3 separate regions of the Mus musculus genome follow, and regions 1 and 3 are each linked to region 2. Evidence: chromatin loops called from intact Hi-C (ENCODE). Cell type or tissue: left cerebral cortex. All regions are shown on one strand.

Region 1 (8,000 bases), 53 kb before region 2:
CTATCAGATCATAGAGCCTTCCCAGGACTCAAAGGGTTAGGCATTTTACCAATCAAATCATCTTGGCTGCTGGTTAAACCTCCTGGTTCCTGGTGCTTAATTCAGACCCTCTGACTCTCAACCTAGGAGCTTATAGTTTTAATCTCACAGGCAGTTTTGATAACCAACCAAGTTCAGGGTAGTAGTGGTGTCCAGAGGGCTATATGTGTCAGTGAGGGAAAGAAGAAATGAGGAAAGAGCCTGGGCGTCCCTGAGGTCTTGAGTGGGAAGAACCCAAGACTCCCGTAACCCACAGAGCAGTGATTCCCCGTCTGCCGGGTGGTCTCTCTGCAGTTTAACTGGTACACCCGCCGTGCAGTGCTGGCCGGCATCTACAACACAACAGAGCTGGTGATGATGCAGGATTCCTCCCCAGACTTTGAAGATACGTGGCGCTTCCTGGAAAACCGGATTAATGATGCAATGAACATGGGCCACACGGCTAAGCAGGTAGCTGGGGACTGGCCATTTGGAACCCCTTTTCAGTAGGCACACCCGTCTGTCTCAAACATGTGATCTCCTAGCTGTTCTCTTGCTTCCTGTTGTCCTTAACTGACTGTCCCAAACGTCTTTCCAAGAAGGCTGGCCATTTCTTCCTCATGCTAGCCCTTCCTTAACAGTCTGCTCTGTCTGTCTGTGGTTGTGTTGTCCGTAGGCTCTTTTCCAGTTCATTAAGCCACCTTGACTCCACTGTGAGACTCATAGGCTTCCTGAATTGTCCTAACTGTCTCACCTTTGAGCTCACTCTGGGGGCTTAAGAGAATCTGACCCAGGCTCCTCTTAGGTGAAGTCCACGGGAGAGGCACTGGTGCAAGGACTGATGGGTGCAGCGGTCACGGTGAGTACTGCCCAGTTCACACTGCCTGCCTCCCATTCCACTCTGGTCCCATGTTATTTGTAAGGTGACACCAACCAATATAGCTTTGGAGGGTTAAACAGAAGCTGAATAAAACTGACCTTGGTTTATCCTCAGTATCTTCTCGAATGCCCCAGCTCTTCCCTGTTGTCATCAAGAAGCAATTGCTAGAGTAGGGTGAGGCAGGGCAGGGCACACCTGTATTCCATCACTCATTATGCTAAGGTGGAAGGATAAAAAGTTCCAGGCCAGCTTGGCCAAATGGCAAGCTCTCCCCAACCCCTAAAGAAGACTGCCTCTGCCTCTGGGCCCCCAGTATGCTTCAGTCTGTGTCCTAGCTATACCTGCTGAACACCTTGAACACCCCAGGGTTTCCCATTGTAGTCTTGGAGATAAGGCAGGCCTCACCACTCTCTTTAATTCTGTTCCTGTGTTAGCTCAAGAACCTGACGGGTCTAAACCAGCGTCGGTGAGAGAAGGGAACCATGTGCCTGGGAGGAGCAGCAGTAGATATGAAGGGCTTTGACAAGATGGGCCACCCATTGAACAGGATGTTAATGAGAACACACTGAAGAACTTGGAGTCGTATGACAGCCACAAGGCTGGAAATCACAATGCACTTGCTGCCGTTCTGACCTGGGACTGGGCCACTTCTTCAGTTCCTAATGCCAGGCCTGGCCTCCTGATGCCTTTTGCATTGCAGCTGTGTGTTTGAAAACTGAGACTCACATCCAAGGTTTCAAACCACAAAACCTTGGCATGACTCTGCCATGGTGTCACAGGCATCTTGATCATGTCTTGACCATAGAATTGCTCTCTAGGAGCTGGGCATGGTGACCTACGTCTGTATTCTCAGCACTCAGGAGACTGCTACAGCAGGATTGAGAGATCAGAGGCAGGCTTGTCTTTGTAGAGAATTACAAGCCTGCTTGAGCTACAGAGTGTGATCCTGTCAAAATCCCCTGAGAAATATTCTTAGGGGCTCACAACCAAGGTCCGGAGGCAACACATAGTGGGAGCTCTTCCCCAGCACAGGGCAGACAGTGCTCACAAACATTTGCCACTGGCCATTGTCTCTGGATCCCCTCAGAAAGCTGCCTCCCCTAGGCAGGTGCCTTTTGGACAGTTGTGCTGAGCCTGGCATCACAGACACCAGCATGCACTTCAGGATCATTAGTGTATTTAGAATCTGTAAAAATAATAAATATGTTTGAAACAATTTCTTGTTGTTTTGTCTATGTGTGGACGCCTGACTTGCCAGCAAGGAAGACGCCACAACAGGATTCTTCTGCACACGTTTATTGGGAGAGCTTGATAGAGAAGGCGAAAGACCCTGAGCCCCAGAACTGGCGCTGCTTGTATAGGCGTAGGAGTGGCGTGTGTATACCTGATTGGTTGTGCTTTCAGTACCTCATTTACATTCCCCGGGATGGGCTGTGACGTGGCACGAAACCCTTATGCACATGCGCACATTGGTTGTTTACCCGAACTTAACAGCGGTAGCCAGTGCCATCTTGTAATGGCGTATGTGGCTTCCCACATCTATGTCCATCTAGACAATGTCGAGTATCTAAGTATCCTCACACCTACGGGGCCACCATGACAGCCTTGCATCTTTGGGCACAGTCAAATGAGAGTAATCCCAGGCCATGCACTTCTTGTCTGCTCCTAGTCTCTGACTACTTGCAGGCAGTCCTTAGCTTTCATTAGTCTTCCAGCCTCTACACTGGCGCCGTTTCCTTTGTGCCCATGGTTAGCACGGTCTTCTGTACAAATCACTGTCTTTCTGTTTAAATCAGCTGATGGGGAGAGTTGAGTTCCAGATCTTGTCCACAGGGCTTTCTGTCAGGCTCTTTCTGTACCTCTGATTTTTTCTTTTTAATGCCTCTCGACATTCCATAGAGTTACTGCCACATAATTACACTTCATCTTTTCTCTATCCTCTATAGCATCCCTCTCAGCAGACAAGTGTGATTCATGATTCACAGGGATGGTGTGTGCTGTAGACCAGGCCCCCCTCTGTCAATGCTTTTCTCTCTCCCTCAGGAAGAAATGTGACTCCTTGTTACAGCAACTCTTTATTCTCTGGTAACTCTGCCCTCTAAATGTAGTTCCTTCAGGGTTCCGTTTAAGGGCCTCTTTTCTCTGTGTGAACAGCTGCCACTTTTTAGAGGCCCATTTAAACTCCTCAGCTGCAACTACACAGATCTGTAGAAGTGGAGAGCATTGTATCTACTTCAGAAGAACATCACACGATCAAGAGTAGAAGGGAAAGTGTGTATCGTCTAACACATATGGACATTGTTGAGTATACGTTGGGGACCTTTGAGGTGGCTCAGTGGGTAAGAGCACTTGCAGTCAGGCCTGGCATCCTTCCACACACGTGATGTATTGGTACCATTACATACATACACATATAAAATAGAAATACATTTAAAAAAAAATTTTAAAAAAAGCCAGGCGTGGTGGCACACACCTTTAATCCCAGCACTTGGGAGGCAGAGGCAGAGGCAGGCGGATTTCTGAGTTCGAGGCCAGCCTGGTCTACAAAGTGAGTTCCAGGACAGCCAGAGCTATACAGAGAAACCCTGTCTTGAAAAACAAAAACAAAAACAAACAAACAAAAAAACATGGGTTTTGTTTTTCTTGTGTATGCATTACAGTACTCTCTCTGACATTAGCTCGGATGTGGGTCTCTTGTTTGCTTCTTTGTGTGTTATCTAACTGTCCTGAGAGCATCCAGGGGATTCTTCTCTCCATCTTCCTACTCACAGGAGCCTAAGATTAGACTCTTGCATTACCATGCCTCTTTACAGGTGTTCTGAGAATTTGACCTTGTGTCCTTGCACATCAGGGTTTGGCTTCGCACCCTGGAACAAGTGACTGAGGTGCATATTTTACCCGTCAAAGCAGACCTGGCCTCCAGGTTCTCCCAGCATCCTTCAGTCCCCACCTGGCATGCTCTGCCTCCACCCTGAACTTTCCAGCCCAGAGGCTGGGCTGCCCTTCCCCAAGAGGTTCTTCCCTATAGAATCCAGACATTTTGCTCTTGCTCTCTGGATCGATCTATCTCCCTCCCCCTGCCCCAGGCCCTTTCTCTTCTCCCTCTCTGCCCTTCCCATGGCGGTTCCCCGGCCTCTGTTCTTAAGGCCAGTGAACTCACCTGAGAGCAGCTTCCCAATAAACCTGCCTTTTAATATATTCTAATCTGTCTTGAATTGGCTCATTTTACCAGCAGAGAAATAACCTATCAGTCGTCTTGCATGCTTGAGTCACCTCCCTAGCCATTTTGTTCATGTATAGATGTACAACTTTTTAATGGTTTTTTTTAAGGTTTCATTGTATTCCTATGTATTTTAAAAATTATTTTTATGTATAAGGATGTTTTGCTTGCATGTATATTTGTGCACCATGTGAATACCTGGTGCCCTCAGATACCAGGAGAGAGTTTCCTCAGAAACTGAAGCTAAAGATGTTAGGCATCATATGGGTGCTGGGAATACAATCCAAGTCTTACATAAGAACAGCCAGTGCTCTTATCCCCAATGCCGTATCTCCAGCCCCGTATGTAAGTTTAACCAAGTCTCTATCGATCATTGCCTAATGCGTTATTTTTAGCAGTTATAAATAACGTTGGCATGAATGACCCTGTACATTTAATTTTTGTGCTGTATATCTTGGGGATTTCAAGAGTATAGGACCAATGCATTTTGGCGCCGGTGTGGTTAGAAAACACAGGCCAGGAGAGTTCCGGCCTCCGGTCAGCAGGTGGCGCTGCGCCCGCGACTAGCCGGAAGCGCCGATTGCCCCGCCGACAAACTGCTGGTGGCCGCGCAGGCGCGCTGTGCGGCTGGCGCGGGAGCCTGGCGGAGGGTCGCGATGCCGTACGCCAACCAGCCAACAGTGCGGATCACGGAACTCACCGAAGAGAACGTCAAGTTCATTATCGAGAACACGGACCTGGCGTAAGGCGGCGAGGGGAGAGGCGGGCGGGCGGCCGGGTCCTCGAGCTCCTGACCCCGGGGCTGTGGCTTCGGGGCCGCTCACACCGCCTGTCTTTCCTCCTGTAGGGTGGCCAATTCCATTCGGAGGGTCTTCATCGCAGAGGTGCCCATAATAGGTAAGCGACCGTCCCTGGGAGCCCGTGCCGCCCACCCTCCGCCCGGGGTGGGGGCTGAGAACACTGCGGTGCTGTACGCTGGGCTGGGGCAGCCTAGGCCCGCCTTGGTGCGTGCCTTGCTCAGCTGCGGGTTTCCCAGTACTGTTCGTCTACCCCAAAGCAACAGAAATCAAAACCAAGCACTGTTAAACAGCGGAGGGCTGCAGCCTCCTCATCCGGGCGGTGTAGATGCTAGGCGTCGTTAGCAGGTGATGCAGCGATTGCCGAAGTAGTGTAGATGATGCGCTTTTGCTTTGACGTCAGTGTTCGCTACTGGCTGGTGTCTTTTGAACATATATGCTGATTTTACAAAATCATGGGCTTCGTTATGTAGTTTGAAATCTACACACACAGAGTGTACCTGGTCTCTCCCATCCTTCCAGATAGTACCCTGCTATACTTTCTTGTCGTCTCCCCCTATCTTTTTGAAAACCTTTATTTACATATATGTGTCTATCTCTGGGCTCGAGTACCGGAGTTCATGTGTAGAGGTCAGAGTACAGCTTGTAGGAGGGATTCTCTTCTCCCACCATATGGGGCCCAGGATTGAACTCCTTAAGGCTTGACAACAAAAAGTATCTTGCACATCTTGCAGGCTCCGAACTTTCTCTTTATTAAAGAGAGAAAGAGAAAAAGAGAGAGATTCCACATGAGAGAAAGCATGTGTTATAAAGATTTTCTAATTTTGTTTGTTTGTTTGTTTTTCAAGACAGGGTTTCTCTGTGTAGCCCTGGCTGTCCTGGAACTCACTTTGTAGACCAGGCTGGCCTGGAACTCAGAAATCTGCCTGCCTCTGCCTCTGCCTCCCAAGAGCTGGGATTAAAGGCGTGCACCACCACTGCCCGGCTTAAGATTTTCTTTAACAAACAACATACTTTTGTTCCTTATTGTTGAAGTGTGTGTGTGTGTGTGTGTGTGTGTGTGAGAGAGAGACAGACAGACAGACAGACTTCGGTTTTTTGTTTTTTTAAATCCATCCTGGTGTCTTTTTAAAAATGAATTTCTTATTTCTGCTGCATATGTAAATCATGTACGTTTTCAGTTAGAGACAAGACATGAGCAAACATAACAAGGCAAAATATGACACCTTCAGGAGAATCTGACCAGTTTTATCGTTTGTTTGTTTGTTTGTTTTGAGAGAGGAAGGAGGCCAAAAGGGAGTGGAGCGTTTGTAAACATGGACACTCGAGGTTTTCTGAGATGGGGAATTCCCACCAGGGGTCGGGGAATGGGAATGGTGGAAGTAGATTAAGGGCATTCAATGGGCCCCAGAAGTAAATCATCAGGAAGCTTGGTCCTTGCTTGAGTTGAGGAAGCACTGCGGTGAAGGGCAGGTTGGGCCTATCCTCAGCTGGTCTTCCGGCCTCTTCCTGGCCTACATCAGCTCCTTGAGAACTGGGTTTCCAACACCACTGATTTCTGAACATTATTGTTTACATGCAGGTGTTTGCTGATGGGTGACTAGACACATGCTTAAGTGCAGCATCTGTATGCTACAGCCCCATTTGCCCAGCAGTGCCTGGGGGGGGATTGGGTTCTATTGTTAGTGGGCTTTCCCTGGTGAAGCTGTCCAGTGAACATCTACTGATGAGAGGAACACTGAAATTCCAAGTGGGCTATCTGGTTATATCACAAACGAGGTGTGGGCCCTGAAACTTGGGATGTTTTGCTGTTGTGATGTTTTCCCTGACTTTTAAGTTTTTAAAATTGTGTCTCTGTGTGTGGGTGTTTACCAGTGAATGCAGGGGCTGGAGGTGGCCAGGGGTCTCAGATGCCCCTGGAGTTGGAGTTACAGGGGTTGTGAGCTGCCTGACATGGGTGCCAGGAACCTCAGAACTGCGGAGCCATCCCTCCAGCCCATGGTGTCCAGATAGCTTTCGTTCTTGGGTTTGGGATTGGCACAGGTAGCAGATTTAAAGTAATCCTTAGATAAGTATTCAACTCCTTAAATATCCCAAAAAGCTCTAAGAGAGAGTATGTGCATGCATGTGTGGTGTATCACTAGCAAGGCCCATCCCCCACTGGGGCAGGAAGGTGTTATGTATGGCGTGTGGGATGCCTGAACCTGGAGCCATCACTTTGAAGTCACTTTGAGCCTCTTGCAGCCTGGTCAGGACACCTTCAACTTTGTAAGCTGAATTGATGCTTGCTTGCTTGCTTGCTTGCTTTTTTTTTTTTTTTTTTTTTTTTAATTTTTGTTTTTGTTTGGTTGGGTTTTGTTTGTTTGTTTTGTTTTTTGAGACAATGTTTCTCTGTGTAGCCCTGGCTGTCCTGGAACTCACTTTGTAGACCAGGCGCTGGCTCTGCTCCCTGAGCGCCGGGCAGAGTGGAGACAGTGCTGCTGCAGGTCTGTAGATGTGTCTGGTGACTAGTCCTCACTTACCCTGTTTTGTTGCTGCCTTTTCCAGCCATCGACTGGGTTCAGATTGACGCCAACTCCTCGGTCCTTCATGATGAATTCATCGCGCACAGGCTTGGTGAGTGCTGGTGTTGAGGTGGACCGGATCAAATGGGACGCTCCCTGTCCCCAGCCTGCGTGACCTCCTTGAGGCTCTTGTGATGGTTTGGCTGTTGGCTGTTCTGCAAAGCACTCTTCTGTGTCTTGCAGGTTTAATCCCCCTCACTAGTGATGACATTGTGGACAAGCTGCAGTACTCCCGGGTATGTGTGCTGGTGGGAAGACTGGGGCCACGGGGAGGGGCCGGGGGATTGTTCTCCCTGGAGTCTTCCGGGGTGTCTCCCTTCCAGTTGTTGTGGCTGATGGTGGAGATGATGTCTTAATAGTGTGGTCCTTGGTTCTGATGGAGCATCGGATTGCTCTCAGCACATCCAGGCGTCATCAGTGAGCCTCAAAAGGGAACACACGGGTGGGTGTGGTGGCGCACGCCTTTGATCCCAGAGCTTGGAAAGCAGAGGCAGGCGGCTCTGTGTGAGTTCCAGGACAGC
Region 2 (8,000 bases):
ACCTGCCGCTCTACCTCATTCATCCACTCCGCTCTCCATCCATCTGTCCATCTAGTCCTCTGTGCATGGGGGAGTCCTCCTGCCTTCTAACCATTTACACCACCACTCACCTCCCTGGCTCATTCACTCAGCTCATCCACTTTCCTTTCTCTCCAGCTGCCCTCACTTCCTGTCTCAGGTGCCAGGGCCCCAGCATACAGGAACACAGGTGGGGGTGAATGGCCTGTCCCTCTCAGGCCTATTCATATTTACCTCATCCTCTGCCTGGGCCAGCTCTTTCTTGAGCTCTTCCACCCGCAGCCGCAGCTTCTTGACCTCCGTCTCGTGCTGCTCCACGCGCCGATTGGCGTGTGCCAGCTCGGCCACCTTCTCTTGAAACTGCTTCTTGAGTTTGCCGTGCACGTGCTTCAGATCTGCCAGTTCCTGCAGGGGTGGGGAGGCTCAGGCCATCAGGCCACATGCTCACTCACCCATGGGGCCTCATGTCTCCTCTGAAGGGATGTCCCACTTGCTGGGACGTTCTGAGCTCCAAGGCTTACTGATCAATCGGGAGCTGGCAGTGCCACCTCGTGAGGTGGGTGTGTGACTCAGTGGCTTTATCTGCGTGTGGAACTGTAATGAGCCAGGAGGGTGTCCAGTGGACTGTGGAACTTCAGGTCAGGGTTTGGGGGAGCAGTGAAGTCTACAGTCTTAGTGACAAGCATGTGGCATGAAACTTCTGGCTCTGGGGATGAGCTAGACAGAGGAGTGTGGCACGGGAGAAGAGCAGAGGTCAAAAGCAGAGGGACAGCCAGGAAAAGAGAGGGCTGCCCTACTCTGGGGTGTCTCATTTCCTACTGAAGGGCTCATTGGTCCTGTCCAGTCCATCTACTCCAGCAGGGTCCATTGTCTGGCATCCCTGGTAGCCTTGGGAACTGCAATGGCCTCCCATCCTCTGTCCTACTACAGCCTGCCACCTGGCAGCTTCCCGCTTCACCCCTGCTGGCTGCTCTCACACTGCAGCCATGGATCCTGTTTCGTCTGCCTGGGCCCCCTTGTCACCCCTACCCAGACAGAGTCCTCATTTCTTCTGGGACTCCCCTGTTCTCGCTCTACCCTCTGGAAGGTCAGTTTACCACCAGTTAACTTCTGCTTCTCCAGCAGACCTCAGCTCAAAGTTGCTGTCCCCCACTGACCCCTACCCCCACCCCCAAGGGAAACCTTTTCAGGATCAGGCCTGACCATGTGATGGAGACAGCACTTTTGTTCCTTTAAACCATCATTCGTGAAACAGGTAGACACACCTGTCTGCTCATTGCTGCCAGGATCGCACAGTAGGTGTTCAGCATACAGAGCTACTATAATTATCAACTGCTTTATCTTATAGGAGTTTAGTCAATGCAGTTGCAGGTTGAGTATCTTTTATCTGAAGTGCCTAGGCTCAAGTATTTTGATTAATAATAATAATAATAATAATAATAATAATAATAATAATAATAATAATAAAAAGAGTCTCATGTAGCCTAGGCTGACATTGAATTCTCTCTGTAGCCAAGGATGACTTTGAACTTGTGATCCTCCTGCCTCTACCTCCCGAGCACTGGGACTATAGGTGTGAGACATCACACTATGTTATAGGATGCTGGGGATGGGACCCGGGGCTCTGTGCATGATTGGCAGGTACCCTACCAAACTTTATCTTCAGCCTAGATTCCACAGTTTTTTTGGACTTTTGGGGGGTATTCACACATACATCATGAGGTCTCTTGGGGACAGGCCCTGGGTCTAAACATAGAATCCACTAGTTGAATGCATATGTCACCAGGGCTTGAGGGCAATTTTCTTCAGCATCTTTTCTGCCCTCACATTTTGATTGGTACCGACCACATGTAGGTGTGAAATTTTCTGCTCTTTTAAGGCATTGAGTGGATGCTCAAAGTCGGGGGGGGGGGGTTGAAAGCATTTTGGATGTTTGGTTTGGGGGGGATCAGAGGCTCAGCCTATACTGTGTGGTCATTCACATGCAGGCCATACAGTAGTGTGCTGACTAGCCCACCTTGTTCTTCTCGAAAAGAGCAGCCTGGCTGGCCCTCAGGTCACAGTCCAGGGCACTGGCATTCTGCCGCCGTCTGCGGGCCAGAGCCTCCTCCAGGTCTCCAACCTGTGCGCGCAGCTTCTTGTTCTCCCGTTCCAGGCCCAGCTTCTCTGTCTCCAGCCGCTCTCTGCGGCCCCACTCGGCCGCATTCTCTGCCTGGAGCCTTTCCATCTGCAGCAGCAAGGGAGGTAGTGAGACTCCAGGGGGGTTGGGGTGGGGTGGGGGGAACAGGAGTGGAGAGACAAGCTAGATGCACCCCCCCCTCCTGAAGCCAAAAATGGCACCAGGAAGCAGATCCAGCTGCAGCAGCTATAATTATGCCGGGCTTTTATTTTTTTCACGGTGTGCAGGATGTGGGGGCGCTTCTGGGTTTTGTGTGGGAAAGGGGGTGCCTCCTGCAGGCTAGGCCCCTGGGGTGTGGACGGGCCCCCTCACAGCACAGCTGGGACTTTTATCCTTTTCCTACGGACTGCTTGATCAAACCCCTGAGCACTGCCCCTCCATCCTGCCCACCACTGACCTCACCCCTCAGCTCAGCCATCTTGCGATCCATGCTAGAGCGTGCGCCCAGCTCATCCTCCAGGTCTTCCGACATGCGGCCCAACTCATCCTGGTGCGTCTCCTTTAGGATGCTGAGCTGCAAGGACATCAGCCAGCCTGGTCATGAGAACCACCGGGATAGATCCCAGAGGCCGTACTAGAGGTGAGCACCAGCCAAGGCAATGAAGGACTTTTCAGAGTAGGCTCCTCTGAGAGTTCTTGGTGCCTCGAGATAGCACCCAACTCCTATGCTCTCACAAAGCCCTGCAACATCTTGCTCCCGTGTGCTACTCCCATTCACCTGGCCTCTTCCCACTGCCCACAAGACTGCACACCCAGAGGGCAGAGAGCTTGTCTGTCTGCCTTCCCCATGGCTCTCAACACCAGTGTGTATGCACAGACATCAGAACCGCTGTGGGCACTTCTCCCAAGCTGCTGGTCCACGCAAGTACACAGTGGGCATCTAAGACAATACTGTGGATGGAAGCCAGGCACAAGAGCATTTTCTGCGCAGATGCACATTGGCTCTCTGTTAGTGTCCTTCTGGCAACTACAGTTGGCAGTCTGAATAATGTGGGGCCAGGTTCCCAGATCCCCAAAAGAAGGGAGATTCAAGTAGGTAGGCAGGGGTTCTGGGACTCTTTATGAACTTGAAGAGATTCCCAGGTGTGGGCAAATTTCCAATGCAAGTCTCTGGTCTTTGACCTCCATGAACCCAGAGGATCCAGCAAGGCTTTCCCAGGATGGCTGCGCCCCCTGGTGGACATACTCAATCTGTACAAGAGGGAGACGAAGTAGCCTGCTTTGAGCACCTCATGGCTGAGATGGGACCGTGAGGTTGCATTTTCTTTTGACTGCCAAGAGGCTTCAGTTTCACTGGACACACACTAAATGTCACATCTGACACTTCCGTTCTGATCACAAACCCTCTGAAATGTAGCCTCTTGATCCTCCCTCTGACAGGATTCTCCAGCCATACTACCTCCTCTGTGTCCAGCACACACCAGTTGTCTGCCTACTTCAGGACTGCTGCTGTGAGCCACCAAATGCCCTATATGCTCAAAAATGGCTCCATTTGGCTCCTTTAGGTCTTGATTCAAACAAGGTCATGTAGGGAGTGGAGGAGGGATGCTGAGTCAGGGTGTCCAAACTGGCCTTGAACTCAAGGCAATCCTCCAGTCTCTGCCTCCTAAGGGCTGGGATTCCAGGTGTGTCCCACCAGACCCGGCTCATATGTCATCTTATAGAGGCCCTCCTTGGCCTCCATCCCATCTCATGCTCTTTTGATGCCTTCACAGCCCTGGGCTGTGCTACCATTAACCACCTGTCCTGGTACTCGGAACTACTATGGCTGAGTGTGTGAATTCTATCCTAACTTGACCCCTAGGTTGGAAGCCCCCAGCGTGCAGCCACCCCCACCAGAATGTCCCAGCCCCACACCCAGCCTTACTTGTTTGAGCATCTCCTGCTTGGTCTTGCTCAACTCCTCGTATTTGATCTTCCATTGGCTAAGCTCCCCCTCCAGCTTCTCGATGTTTTTGCTCAGAGCCAGCTTATCCCTGGGGAGTGGGGATAGGCAAGCACAAAGACGTTATTAGACTTCTTTTGTTTTGACTTCATATTTCAGGGAATATGTTAGCTTGACTTTGCTGTTGTTTAAACAATAGACTGTGTTCTCCCATGTTCTGTGGCTAGAAGTCTGAGATGAGGCGTGGGCAGGGGATGTGGTCAGGAAGAACCTATGTCATCCTCTGCCTAGCTTCTGCTGGCTACCTGGTCCCTTCGGCTTTCCTTAGCCAAAGATGTGATACCCACAGAAGTATTAGTCCAACTGTCGTCAGAGGTATGCTTTCTTCCTTCTTCCCTTTCCTCCCCTGTCCCATGGAACCAGGACTTGATCCATGATAGGCAAGCACTCTACCATTGAGCAAATCCCCTCTTGCGTAGTCCTTATATGATTTTTTTAAAAAGTAAAATCACACATGTGAACCAAGTATATCATCTATACACTCATTTCCTAGACACCAGAGCTGTAGAATATTCACGAACATCATCAGGTCAGACCCTCTAATCGCCCTCCCCAAAGCCCATGATGACCTCCATGTTCTAAATCCATCCGTCAACTAAGTCTCAGTCTAGCCACCCACTCTCCTGTGAAACAGTCTCTCTTAGCTCCTTTGCACTGCAAATGGCTCCCCTTCCTCTTCACTGCCCACTTCCTCTGCCAGCCTCTGAGCTTGACAGAACCAGGACCCCACCCCATAACCTTCTCCTTGCCCATCCACACCACTGAGTCTTACATTTCTATTGTTCATGACCCCTGCCTTTGCACCTCTCATCCAGACTCCTCCGGACCTCCAGACCTACCCGTTCACAAACTGTTACTTTGCTGAGCCAAACACAACTCCTCTAACCCTAAACTTCCTAACCAATCTCCATTCCTGCTTTTTCTGAGCCTGCTACCCTCTCTACCACCAGAAGTAAGCTGGAGGTCACCGTAGGCTACACACGGTCAGCATGGGTTCATGTACTGAGGCCCTATTTTAAAAACAAAAGGATGGGGAACTGAGAGATGGCTCAGAGGTAAAAGTACTTGCTGCCCTTACAATAGACCTAGGGTTGGTTCCTGGCATCCAAAATGGCAGTTTATAAACATCTGTAATTCCAGTTCCAGGGGATCCAATACCCTCCTCTTCCAATACCCATGGGCGCCAGACACACACACGGTATACACATACACATATAGACACAAACATACACTCACAGACAGAAGGATGGGCAGACAGATAACATACGCACGCACACATCACACACATAATATTTAAAAATCTTTACTAAAAAATGAAAAAGAATGTAGTGGGTTCACTGTTCTAAAATCTTAGATTGTGGGGTTTGGGATTTAGCTCAATGGTAGATAGAGCACTTCCCTAGTAAGCACATGTCCTGGGTTCAGTCCTGTAGTGGGAGGCTGCAGGGGGGAGGGGAGAAAAATGACCAAAAAGACCAAAACAAAAATCCACCCTGAGGGAAGTAAAACCTGAGATTGTGCCTCAACGGCTTTCATGTGTTATCACTTAGGATTCTGGGGGTGCCAGGCTCCAGCCCCTCACCCAACCCCACCGCCCATAACTCACTCTCGCTCCTTGAGGAGCACTTTCTGGGACTCATCTAGCCGTAGGCGCAGAGCAGTCAACTTGGAGGCATCCTCTTCTGTACTGGCTGTGTCCTCCCAGGGCAGGCGGTTGCGATCCTGGCGTCCTGAGCTGACCCGAGGGCCCCCTGCTGCTACACTGCAGGCATCCCAGCAGCCCTCAGGCTCCTCTGGTCTGCTCTTCAGCAGGCTCTCTACCAGGTCCAGCTCCTGTGGGGACCAAGGTAAGGGACTGCCTGGTCCAGGGCCTTGCTCTGGCCTCCATCCTCATGGCTAGCTGAGGCCCTGCTCTGGAAGGAGCTTGCTAAGTGACCTGAGGCAGGTGATAACAGTGCCTCCTGGCCCTGGTTTTGTCTTTGGCATTTCATTTTATTCTCCTCTGGGCCTCCGCCTTCACATCCTGGAAGAACATTGCCAGCTACCAGGGTTTCCTGTTTCCTGGAACATTCCCCGGGAAGGCCCCCATCACCCCAAGTATGCAAACACTGGGTGCAATGGTTGCAACTAGTGAGGCAAGAATTCCCACCAAGGCTCAGGATTCCGATTCAGGGGCAAACCTGGGCACAGGGAGGCTGGTGGCTCTGAGAACTTGTGAAGGACTGACCTCCTATTCCCCTGACCTCAGATGGTCCTGTGGTGCACTCTGGCTGCCACCTGGGACAGATGGGAATGACAGAAAGGAAGGGTCACACCTGAGCTGGCATGTAAACTCAGACTGTAGACCTGGGGCTCTAAACTGTCCCTGGGGACTCTGGGGCTGTGATGACTACCAAACAAGAGGGCAAAGAGAACACGAGGCCCTGGTAGCTAGGTTAGAAAAATGTCTCCAAATACTAGGTCATAGGGAGAGGGTTAGGTCAGAGAGGAGGGGAGCAGCTAAGAGAACCATTGCTGGGGTCTGGTCTTCTGGGGACCAAAGCTGGGTCTTTGCCTCTGTGGCCCGCCCTTGGGATTCTGTCATTCTGACCAACTATAGTGTTAGCATTCACCACCAGGGTACAAACCCAGCTGCCGGAGGAACCAACACAGAGCTCAGTTCTGAACCTCCCTGTGTCTCAGGGTCTGCTGTAGGAGATAATGTGACTGTAGACCCTGAATGATGGGGACAGCTACCGCCACTGCCCAGGCTCAGCAGGCCCCCAGCCTCCGGGCTTCTGCAATGACGGTAGATTATGGATTCTGGCACTTCCTGCAGCTAATCTGTATGCCTCCTCTCAGTCCCAGCTTAACTAACTTTTTGTTTTGTTTTGTTTTGTTTAGACAGTTTTTCTGCCACCCCTCCCAAAGGCTCCCAAAGAGACCACATCCCTTCAGGATGAAAGAATGAGGAGTCAGCTCTATCACTAATCTAAGCCAAGTTCAAGGATCTCTCCTGTGCTTATTATGGAAGATTCTTTGATTTTGATGACTTCTAAATGGGGAGGAGGGACGGCTAGAACTTGGGAATCTCCAAAGCAAGGTGACCTTTACCTGCTCCAGATCCCCACCACCACCACCATTAAGTGGACGTAGGGCTGACCAGCACCGCACTGGAAACCAGATCCTTACTAGCTCTTGTCACTGCTCCCTCCCATCTGGGCCCCTGTGCAACACTGGCCCGAATGCCAGCCTTCTTCCAAGTCGTGTAGTAGGGCGCACCTGGCTGCCAGGCGGCCTTTCCGCCCCGATGTCGCGCACCGGCTCCTGCTCGCGTTCGGGCTCCGGACCGTCGTGAGTCTTGTCGGCCGCACTGTGCACTCCCCGCAGCCGGGCCAGCTCGCGGCCGCGCGCCTCGCACTCGCCCTGAGCCTCCTGGCGCTCACGGCGCGCGCCCGCCAACTCCTTGGTGAGCGTATCCAGGCGCTGGCGCAGCTGGCGCACCTCTTCCCGCGCACGGTTGCGCTCGGCGCGCACCTTGCTCCACTTCTCGCGCCAGTTCGCCGTGCAGTCCGACCACCAGCGCATTGTTTTCTCCATCTGCAAGGCTCGCGCGCGCGCCTCCTCCAGCTCCCGCAGCCGCAGCTCCTCGCGGCTCTCCCAGTCGCCGTCGGCCAGCAGAGCGGGAGCAGTCAAGGGTAGTGAGGGTGGCGGTCCTGGTGACGGGGTGCCGCTAGGCGGCGTGGGTGGCAGCGAGTCGGCCGGGCCCATGCGCTCCGGGGACGGGCTGCCCAGGATGGTGAGCAGGCTGCTCTTGGACAGCTGCGGAGACTCAGCCAGCCGCGGGCTCGGACCGTGGCTCATAGTGAGGCTGGGCTG
Region 3 (8,000 bases), 88 kb before region 2:
GTCCGTGTCATTGTATCTTATACATTTGTGCACTTTTTAGCAAAAATTATGCCCCAGGCCAGTGAGATGGCAAGCACAGTGGGGAAAGGTCCTTGCCACTAAGCCTAACTCCCTAAGTTTGATCTTGGCACGCACGCACACACACACACACACACACACACACACACACACACACACACACACACACACGAAAGGAGGAAAACAACTCCAAGCTGTCCTCTGACGACCTCCTACAAATTGTGACAACCACAAGCACTCACACAGAAAATAAATGAAAAGGTAAGGGTTCTGTGTGGTCGGTATTCATCGGCTCTGTGCTACATTCTCCGTAGTACTGCTATGCTTTCTTTCTTAACTTTCTTCTTGCAGGTAGCATCTTGCTATAGCCCAGCATGGCTTTGGACCCTCCGTCCTGCCTTTGCCTCCTGCCTGCTAGTGTTTACATGCTATGGAGACTATTTATGTAGCTGCTGTGCTGTTCCACATATGGAATCAGTCTCTGAAGATCCTTGTCAGGAGGTTTGGGACTTTGTTTTCCTAAGCCTCGGGGTTTATGTTCCCTTGTTTTACAAATAAAGTATCCTAAGATACAAAATACATGTATGTGTAAGGCATATCAATCAATGATAAAATACGTTAAAGAATGACTCACCAGTGGGCTGGGACTGTAGCTCAGTGGTTAAGTGTGCTGAGCATGTGTGAGGAGGCCTTGGGTTGGAAATCAACAGTCTTGCTAGTGGATGTGGTGCCTTACCTTCATGTCAGCACTCAGGAGGCTGAAGCAGGAAGACTACCTTCTAAGCTACAAGGTGAGTTCTAGGCTAGCCTAGGCTACTGTATGAGACCCAGTCTCAAACTAACCAACCAACTATCCCTCTACCCTGAAAGCCTGCTTCCCCATCTCATCTCTATTCCAGAACATATTCTGTCCCGGAGTGTTCACCAGTTTTCTGGAACATCTTTGTCACATGTACTCAAGTTATATATATATGCATGTATCCATTAGATATTTATAATATTCCTTTCACCGCCACCCCCATCTCTCTCCTGTGCACATGCATGCATGGGGGCACGCACACACATCCTTCTGACACTTTAGCTCTTCCACATCCTCAACTATAGATCACCTCTACTGCTCTAAGCCAGATGATGTGGCCCTATAACTTGCTCCACTCTCTTAAGGGCTACCTGATTGCACTGTAGGATCTTTTTCAAGACAGGGCTTCTCTGTACAGCCCTAGCTGTCCTGGAACTCACTTTGTAGACCAGGCTGTCTTCGAACTCAGATATCCGCCTGCCTCTGCCTCCCAAGTGCTGGGATTAAAGACATGCACCACCACTGTCCCGCCACACCCTAGGTTCTTGCTCTTCAAATATATCTGCTTGGGATTTTTGGTTTTCAACATAGTCTCATTATGTAGTCTAGCCTGACCTAGAACTTTGGCCCAGGCTAGCTTTAAACTTTCAATCTTCCTGCCTCGGCCTCTAGAGTGCTGGAGTTGCAGGCGCACTGCAATACCTGGCTGGGATGCTTTTTACCTTGCTTTCTGCTGTGTGAGAAAAGTCTTCTCTAATACAGAATGCACTTTAGAATCATCTGGGAAAGCCTCGTGAAACACTGCTACCCTAGACCACTCCAGAAGATTCTGATTTTTGTCTTTGTAAATAACACCCAGGCACAGGAGGTTGTTTTTATTTTTGGAAGCTGCCCAGTGATTCCAATGGTCAGCCAGTGTTGAACTGTCCAAACAAATCCTGCTGTGTCCCCATCTGGCCACGCCTTCACTCTTATCTGGTAGGGCTTCTGCTTCGCCTTCCGAATCGCCATCACCACATACTGGGTGAAGCAGTATTTTGTAACATCAGAGAACTATCAGCTTCAAGCAATGGCAGGCTTCCCTGTAGACTCAGCTCAACCAGGAGTATCTGCAAAGCCCGAGGGCCTTCACCTCTGCAACCTGTCTCACTCACACCCCCTCATGCTTCAGCTCCAAGACCCCTTAAGGCCCAGCTGTCACCAAAGCCCAGGAAAGATGTGGCCTGCCTCTGCTGCCTATACTAACCAAGTGATTTCAGAACGAGGGGAAACTAGATGCCACAATACCAGATTCTAAGCCAAAGACTCCATAGAGCTAAGAAGCCAGGGAGCTGGAAGATTCCTCAATGGTTAAGAGAACTTAGCTGCTTTTACAGAGAACCTGTTTGATTCCCAGCACCCATATAGTGGCTCACAGCTCTAAGTCCAATCCCAGGGGGGCTGACACCCTCTCTGGGCTCCCTGGGCACTGCACAAACCTGGTACACAGACATATATGCATACATACACATAAAATGAAAAAAAAAAACCACATTTTTTTAAAAGCCAGGTTTAGCATGATGGGACATGCTTGCAATGCCAGTATTCGGGAGCCTGAGGAGCCCCATGAGGTGCAGGCTAGTTTGGGCTACACGGTGAGATTCAGGCTACGATAACCAGAGTTTGTTTCAGACAGGGGAAGAGAGGGGGAGGGAGGGAGATGGAGGAGAGCCCAGCTTCCATGTAACCCAGTCTCACAAAAACAAAAGACAAGAACCAATGAGATGGCTCAGTGCGGGAAGGTAATGGCTGCCTAGCCTGAGGACCTGGCTTTGATCCCTGGGACCCACGTGGTGGAAGGAGAACCAGCTCTGGCAAGTTATTCCGTGACCTCCAGGTGCACCATGGCACGTGTGCCTGTATACACATAAACACAAAGAAACCATTACACTTACTACAAAACCAAGGCTTCCAGGCCCACACATGTATCCATGGGAGTTTAGGTTGAATTTGTTTTTGGGTTCTATACTGTAAGCTTACCAATGGCTGAAACTCCTCCTTAGGCTATGGTCACAGACTCAAGAGTCTGGCCAGACAAATAGCTGTGCCCCTACCACTGCAAATTCCTTGGTGTGCAGCAGCAGCCAGGCAGAGGCCTACATGTGCTCTGGGCAAGGATTCTCTCCACCAGCCTAGGACTGACTAAACTGGATATGCTCCTTCTGGCCCTTGTGGAAGGACACAAAGACTGACGCCAGGGCCCTATTAACCAAGCCAACCAAATCATTATCCTTCGTGCCAGTCATAGCTAGCAATCAACAAGCAGGTCTGAAGGGCTTGTGGCGTTTACTAAGCCCACAAGGAAGCTCTGGTCCAGGAGCATCTCCTCCTCCTAGAGGCTCAAGTGTTTGTCCCTCACCTAGGTAACTGCAGTAGAGGCCGACAACAGGTCTGTGACTGGGCCAGTTGGTCAGCTAAACCTAAACCCATCTGGGGCTGAGTTTTTGTTGCTGTGTGACAAATCAGTCAGCCACACCCCCACTTATTATCTTGGCTTTTCTGTCAATTGCTCTGGCCTGAGAAAACCTTTTTTGGTTTTGGTACTAGGAATCAAAAACAAGGCTTTGTGCATACCCAAGTGTTCCATCCATGGATCCCAGCCATTAATTCAGGCACAGGCTGTGTTCTCATTTGAAAGCGAGTCCTCTTTCAAGCTGGCACAGTGATGACAGAACCAAGCTCCTTGCTGTGGGGCTGTAACCACCACCACCCCACCACCACCCTTTTTTTCCCCCCAAAACAGGGTTTCTCTGTGTAGCCCTGGCTGTCCTGGAACTCACTCTGTAGACTAGGCTAGCCTTGAACTCAGAAATCCGGCTGCCTCTGGCTGCCAAGTGCTGGGGTTAAAGGCATACACCACCACTGCCTGGCTCCCACTTTCTTAGTAGGGCTAAGAGGTACACACCTCCTAAAACTTCACCACTAGCTTGTGCACAGGCAGCAAAACAAAGCCTTTGTTTTCTAATTCTTTTAAAGGATCAAGAGAATGGGCCAAGGATAATCTCCCGTCTAATTAACTTTAATCAGCAGGGACTGTGGGTCCATCTGTAAAACCCTTTCACTTAGCAAAGCCTCTTCCACTCAGAAGAGAAACACCAGAGGTTTTCAGGGTTTGCTGTAATTGGAGGGGAGGTAACACAAGGCAAGGGTCACTGGGGTCAACAGAAATTCTGCTTCTCAAAGGGCTTTTCACCACACCCATAGCAGCAGAAGCTAGCTAAGCAGATCAAGTAACAAGGACAGGTAACAGCAGGCATGATGGATAACAGGGATGTGGGCAGAGGCAGGAGGGAGACTGAAGAGGGCCTCCTGCTCTGATACTTCCTGCTGCTGGTCCAGCCTGCCCTAACCTGCATTCTCCACCTGGCTCCTACAGGAGGTGAAGACAGATCCTAGTCCTAGCTAGTGGGCAGTTCTGGCCCCACTCCTGTGTGACGATGACTTCTTCAAAAACAATTTTCATAGTCCAAGCTGAATGTGGATGGGTGACAGACAACCCTTCACTACCACACACAGACACAAAGACACACTCACAGTAAAAGGGAGACATAAAAACACAAAAGTTTAATACCATTTAACAGAAATGACAACAGGACACAGATACAACACTACAGTAAAACGGGGTGAGGTGAGAAAGGCAGAGGGACACAAGATGGATCACAACTGGGGGAGTGACTTCTTTGGTGCCCCTGAGGCCCTTTGACAGCTAACCCATGGCTCCAAGAACTACATCCTGAGGAAGTCCAGCAGGTGGCAGCATCACTGAGCGGAGCCTGGAGCTTACTCAGCATAAATACTCAAGGGTGGAGAGGGACAGCACTGTAACACCAGGAGCAGAGTTCCTTAGGCGCATCCACCCTCTTCCCCTAACACTAAGAGACAGGTCCCCTCAATCCTTGGTCTTTCAAGACACAGCAGCACCCCACCCCACTGCCCACAGCAGCTTCGCTCGCTCGCTCGGCTGCAAGCCTCTCCCTGTGAGTGTTTTCAGAGCGCCTGAATCCAGAGGTGGGAGGAGGCCGTGGGAGGAGCTGAGGACAGGAGTTGCTGGAGGAGGAGGTGTGTGGGCTTGAGGTCCCTCCTAGGCATCCTGGAGATTGCTATTGCTCAGGAGCACCTGCTCGCCAGGCTTGAAGGCTGGCATCCCGAGGTAGGGGCAGTTGGCACAGCGGAAAGCGTCACCCAGGTAGCACTGTGGAGAAACAACAGTCACACAGAGAGGCTAAGGGCCAAAGGGAAAGGGCACCTGCGTACACCCACGGGTCTCTTGTTCTATGAAACGTCAGTCAGTACGGGCGCCAGCCACGAGAGTTGGTAACACAGCTGTACTGACGTACTTGGGAGGCTGAGGCAGGTTTATGGCCTGCCTGAGTTATGTGGAAGCCCATGGGACGGAGGAGAGGTAGCTCAGGCAGCCTCTGCTACAGGAGATCACAGCAAGGTCAGCCAAAATAAAAACTGATAGCCACTGTCAGCCTGGCATGAGAATGCCGATTCCCTCTCGGGATAACCTCTTCTCATTACAGCTGCACTCGTGGCCCACTATGACAACACTCAGTGACAAATCCCTTAAGATCAGCTACTCTGTGTGCAGTTAGGGTCAGGGGTTGGTGGGTGTCAGGAGGTGCAGTACGTACATTTCCACAGGCTGACTTGGGCTGAGAGCTCTGCGCCTTGGACTGCTCCCGCTCCAGTTCCTCTGCGAGGCCACAGGTGCTGGGGACCCAACAGAAGCATCAAATCTCTTACAGTGCTATCATACACCTAAGACTTTTCTCTTTTTACATAATGTCAAGTCAAGTGTTACAGAAGCAGCAGGCTAGGGGTGAGGCTGCTGGGGAAGACAGCAGAGTGGAGAAGGATAGGGGAGCTGTCCTGCTGACTTCTGTGGGAAGCAGACCCAAATTCATGAGCAGAAGGAGCTGAGCCCAGTGGTAGAGCACTTCCCTAGCAGGTGTAGGACCCTGGGCTGTATGCCCAGCACCACAAACATACCAAAAATAATTAAACACAAGAAAACCTGGATTTTCACTTGAAATCCTCTCATTTGATGTTGGCAAACTGGAATAAAGCCAAAGGTGGTGGTGCAGGGCTGAGACCCCAGCACTGGAGAGGTCAGCAAAGTTACAACACCAAGCTCCCCGTGAGCCTGAACTGTAGTGTGAGACTATCTCAGAAAACAAACAAACAAAACAACAACAACAACAACAAAACCAAAACCAAAACCAAAAATAGGGCTGGAGAGATGGCTCAGCAGTTAAGAGCACCGACTGTTCTTCCAAAGGTCCTGAGTTCAAATCTCAGCAACCACATGGTGGCTCACAACCATCTGTAATGAGATCTGATGCCCTCTTCTGGTGTGTCTGGAGACAGCTACAGTGTACTTCGATATAATGATAAATAAATCTTTTTTAAAAAGTATAAACAAACAAACACACAAGCAAAGAGCCATAATAACCACCAGTGGATGAATAAACAAGCCAAGCCTGTCTGGCACTAGTAGAAATACCAATGCAAAGCTTCTGTGTTAGGACAGAGTGACACAGGGACCTACTATTTCACGCTTTTCAAACTCCCCCCAGCACTACAAAAACAACAGCAGTACACAATTGGAAACTAGGGAAACAGCAAGACTCAGCTTGACAGACAAACCACCACTCCCACCTCCTCCTGAGCCTTAAGGTGCGGAAAAACTGGTAGCTTACATAGGAAGACTTGCCCTGAGCAACCTTATCCCTGTAGAAGACACAAGGCTCTGAAACTTAAGAGCTTTCCCACCCTCAACATCTAGCTAGGCTCCCTTTAATAAAAGTGAATAAACAAATACACCTAGATGCTCACCTATATGATCAGCTTGTTTTTATTTATTTTAAAAGTTTTCAAAACAGTCTTGCTATATAGGCAACCCTGCCTCAGCCTCTTGCATGCTGGCCTGGAACTCTATATAAACCATGCTAACCCGGAGCTCAGAGAGATCCACTTGCTTCTGCCTCTCAAGGGCTGGGATGCCCAGGCAGGATGCTTCCATTTCTTAATCTACACCATGGTGTATGGGTCTGTGTCATTCTTTAAGGTTTACCTGTTTAGTTCATTCCTCTATACAGCTCAGAGAAAAACCATTTTCAAGAGAATGAGGACAGAGAGATGCTGTGACACCTGGAGAAGGGCCCAGCAGAGCAGACCTGCTCCCCAGCACATACCAGTTCTTACAGGCCTTCCTCTTTTTCCCTTCCCCACATGAAGGAGCCTTCAGGGAGGCTGGGTCAGGCCTCTTCAAATCCTCTGGATCAAGCAGCTCGTCTGAGTCAATGAGATCCTGGAGAGTGATGCAAACACTTAGCAACACAGCCACGGTCCCTCTGATGAAAAGCTGACGTAAGCCCAGGCTATGAAAGCACACAACGCACACACAGTGCAACGCAAAAGCAACACCCACTGTGAGCTAGGCCACAGGCTGAGGAGGCTAATGGTGAGGAGAGAGAGAAAGAGAGAGAGAGAGAGAGAGAGAGAGAGAGAAGCAAGCGGGTGGAGGGAGATTGTGTGTGTGTGTGTGTGTGTGTGTGTGTGTGTTTTCATGGGGAGGATGGGAACAGGTAAAATGAAGAGAAATATTGTATTTATTTCAATATATGACTACTTGTGGGAATAAAATACAGTCAAAGGAAGTGAAACATTTTCCATAAAATTTGAGAAGAAAAAAGCAGACAGTTATAAATATATCTGTGTAACGTGAAGACAGTTACATCTGCACGCTCTGAGAACATAAACCATGACTTATTTTGCTCATCACTCTTGCCTCAATAGTAAAGGTGCAGAAACAATTTCTTTCTTTTTGTTTGTTTATTTTTCTTTGTTTTTTTTTTCCAACAAAGGGATTCTCTGTGTAGCCCTGGCTATCTTAGAACTCCATTTGTAGACCAGGCTGACCTTGAACTCAGATCTGTCTGCTTCTGCTTTCCAAATGCTAGGACTAAATGTGTATTCTACCACCACCCAGCTTAATTTCTTAAAGACAGGGCAGATCAAAGGTACAAGCACTGGGTGTAAGACAGTGAGTGTTCAATGACTTGCCTAGACAGAGGCCAATAAAATATCTTGGCCAGCTTCTTTCCTGGTTTATATGTCTACAAGAATCTTTACTATT

Evidence for each region. Hi-C counts contacts between places; a loop is a spot of excess contacts. Peaks named below come from ENCODE experiments on the same cell type or tissue, not always from the same donor. Only the 100,000 strongest peaks of a DNase experiment are listed, where the experiment ranks them.
Region 1: a loop joins it to region 2, with 2.5 times the contacts of the local background. A loop is called at or near these places in 2 of 42 quality-filtered maps.
Region 3: a loop joins it to region 2, with 5 times the contacts of the local background. A loop is called at or near these places in 18 of 42 quality-filtered maps.

What each region holds. Positions count from the first base shown.
Region 1 is chr8:94,852,782-94,860,781 of GRCm38, forward strand. It overlaps Coq9 (coenzyme Q9), which reads left to right. Exons shown (of 9, transcript NM_026452.3): 7 at 334-489; 8 at 824-877; 9 at 1,333-2,114. The coding sequence ends at 1,368. It overlaps Polr2c (polymerase (RNA) II (DNA directed) polypeptide C), which reads left to right and starts at 4,669. Exons shown (of 9, transcript NM_009090.5): 1 at 4,669-4,860; 2 at 4,966-5,015; 3 at 7,463-7,531; 4 at 7,663-7,715. The coding sequence starts at 4,775. In left cerebral cortex, a CTCF peak has its summit at 4,655 (motif pointing right); DNase peaks (open chromatin) are centred at 4,658, 5,053 and 5,242; H3K4me3 peaks cover 1,382 bases; H3K27ac peaks cover 1,793 bases.
Region 2 is chr8:94,905,680-94,913,679 of GRCm38, forward strand. It overlaps Ccdc102a (coiled-coil domain containing 102A), which reads right to left. Exons shown (of 9, transcript NM_001033533.3): 2 at 7,404-8,000; 3 at 5,749-5,975; 4 at 4,065-4,173; 5 at 2,595-2,711; 6 at 2,036-2,245; 7 at 253-423. The coding sequence starts at 7,985. Among named protein-coding and RNA genes, the nearest start is that of Ccdc102a, 8.4 kb to the right of the region's middle. In left cerebral cortex, CTCF peaks have their summits at 3,377 (motif pointing left) and 7,854; DNase peaks (open chromatin) are centred at 2,401, 3,357, 7,635 and 7,790; H3K4me3 peaks cover 682 bases; H3K27ac peaks cover 522 bases.
Region 3 is chr8:94,818,160-94,826,159 of GRCm38, forward strand. Ciapin1 (cytokine induced apoptosis inhibitor 1) reads right to left here. Exons shown (of 9, transcript NM_134141.4): 7 at 7,057-7,172; 8 at 5,494-5,572; 9 at 1,659-5,048. The coding sequence ends at 4,938. Among named protein-coding and RNA genes, the nearest start is that of Ccl17, 12 kb to the left of the region's middle. In left cerebral cortex, CTCF peaks have their summits at 4,609 (motif pointing right) and 6,216 (motif pointing left); DNase peaks (open chromatin) are centred at 4,649 and 4,838; H3K27ac peaks cover 746 bases.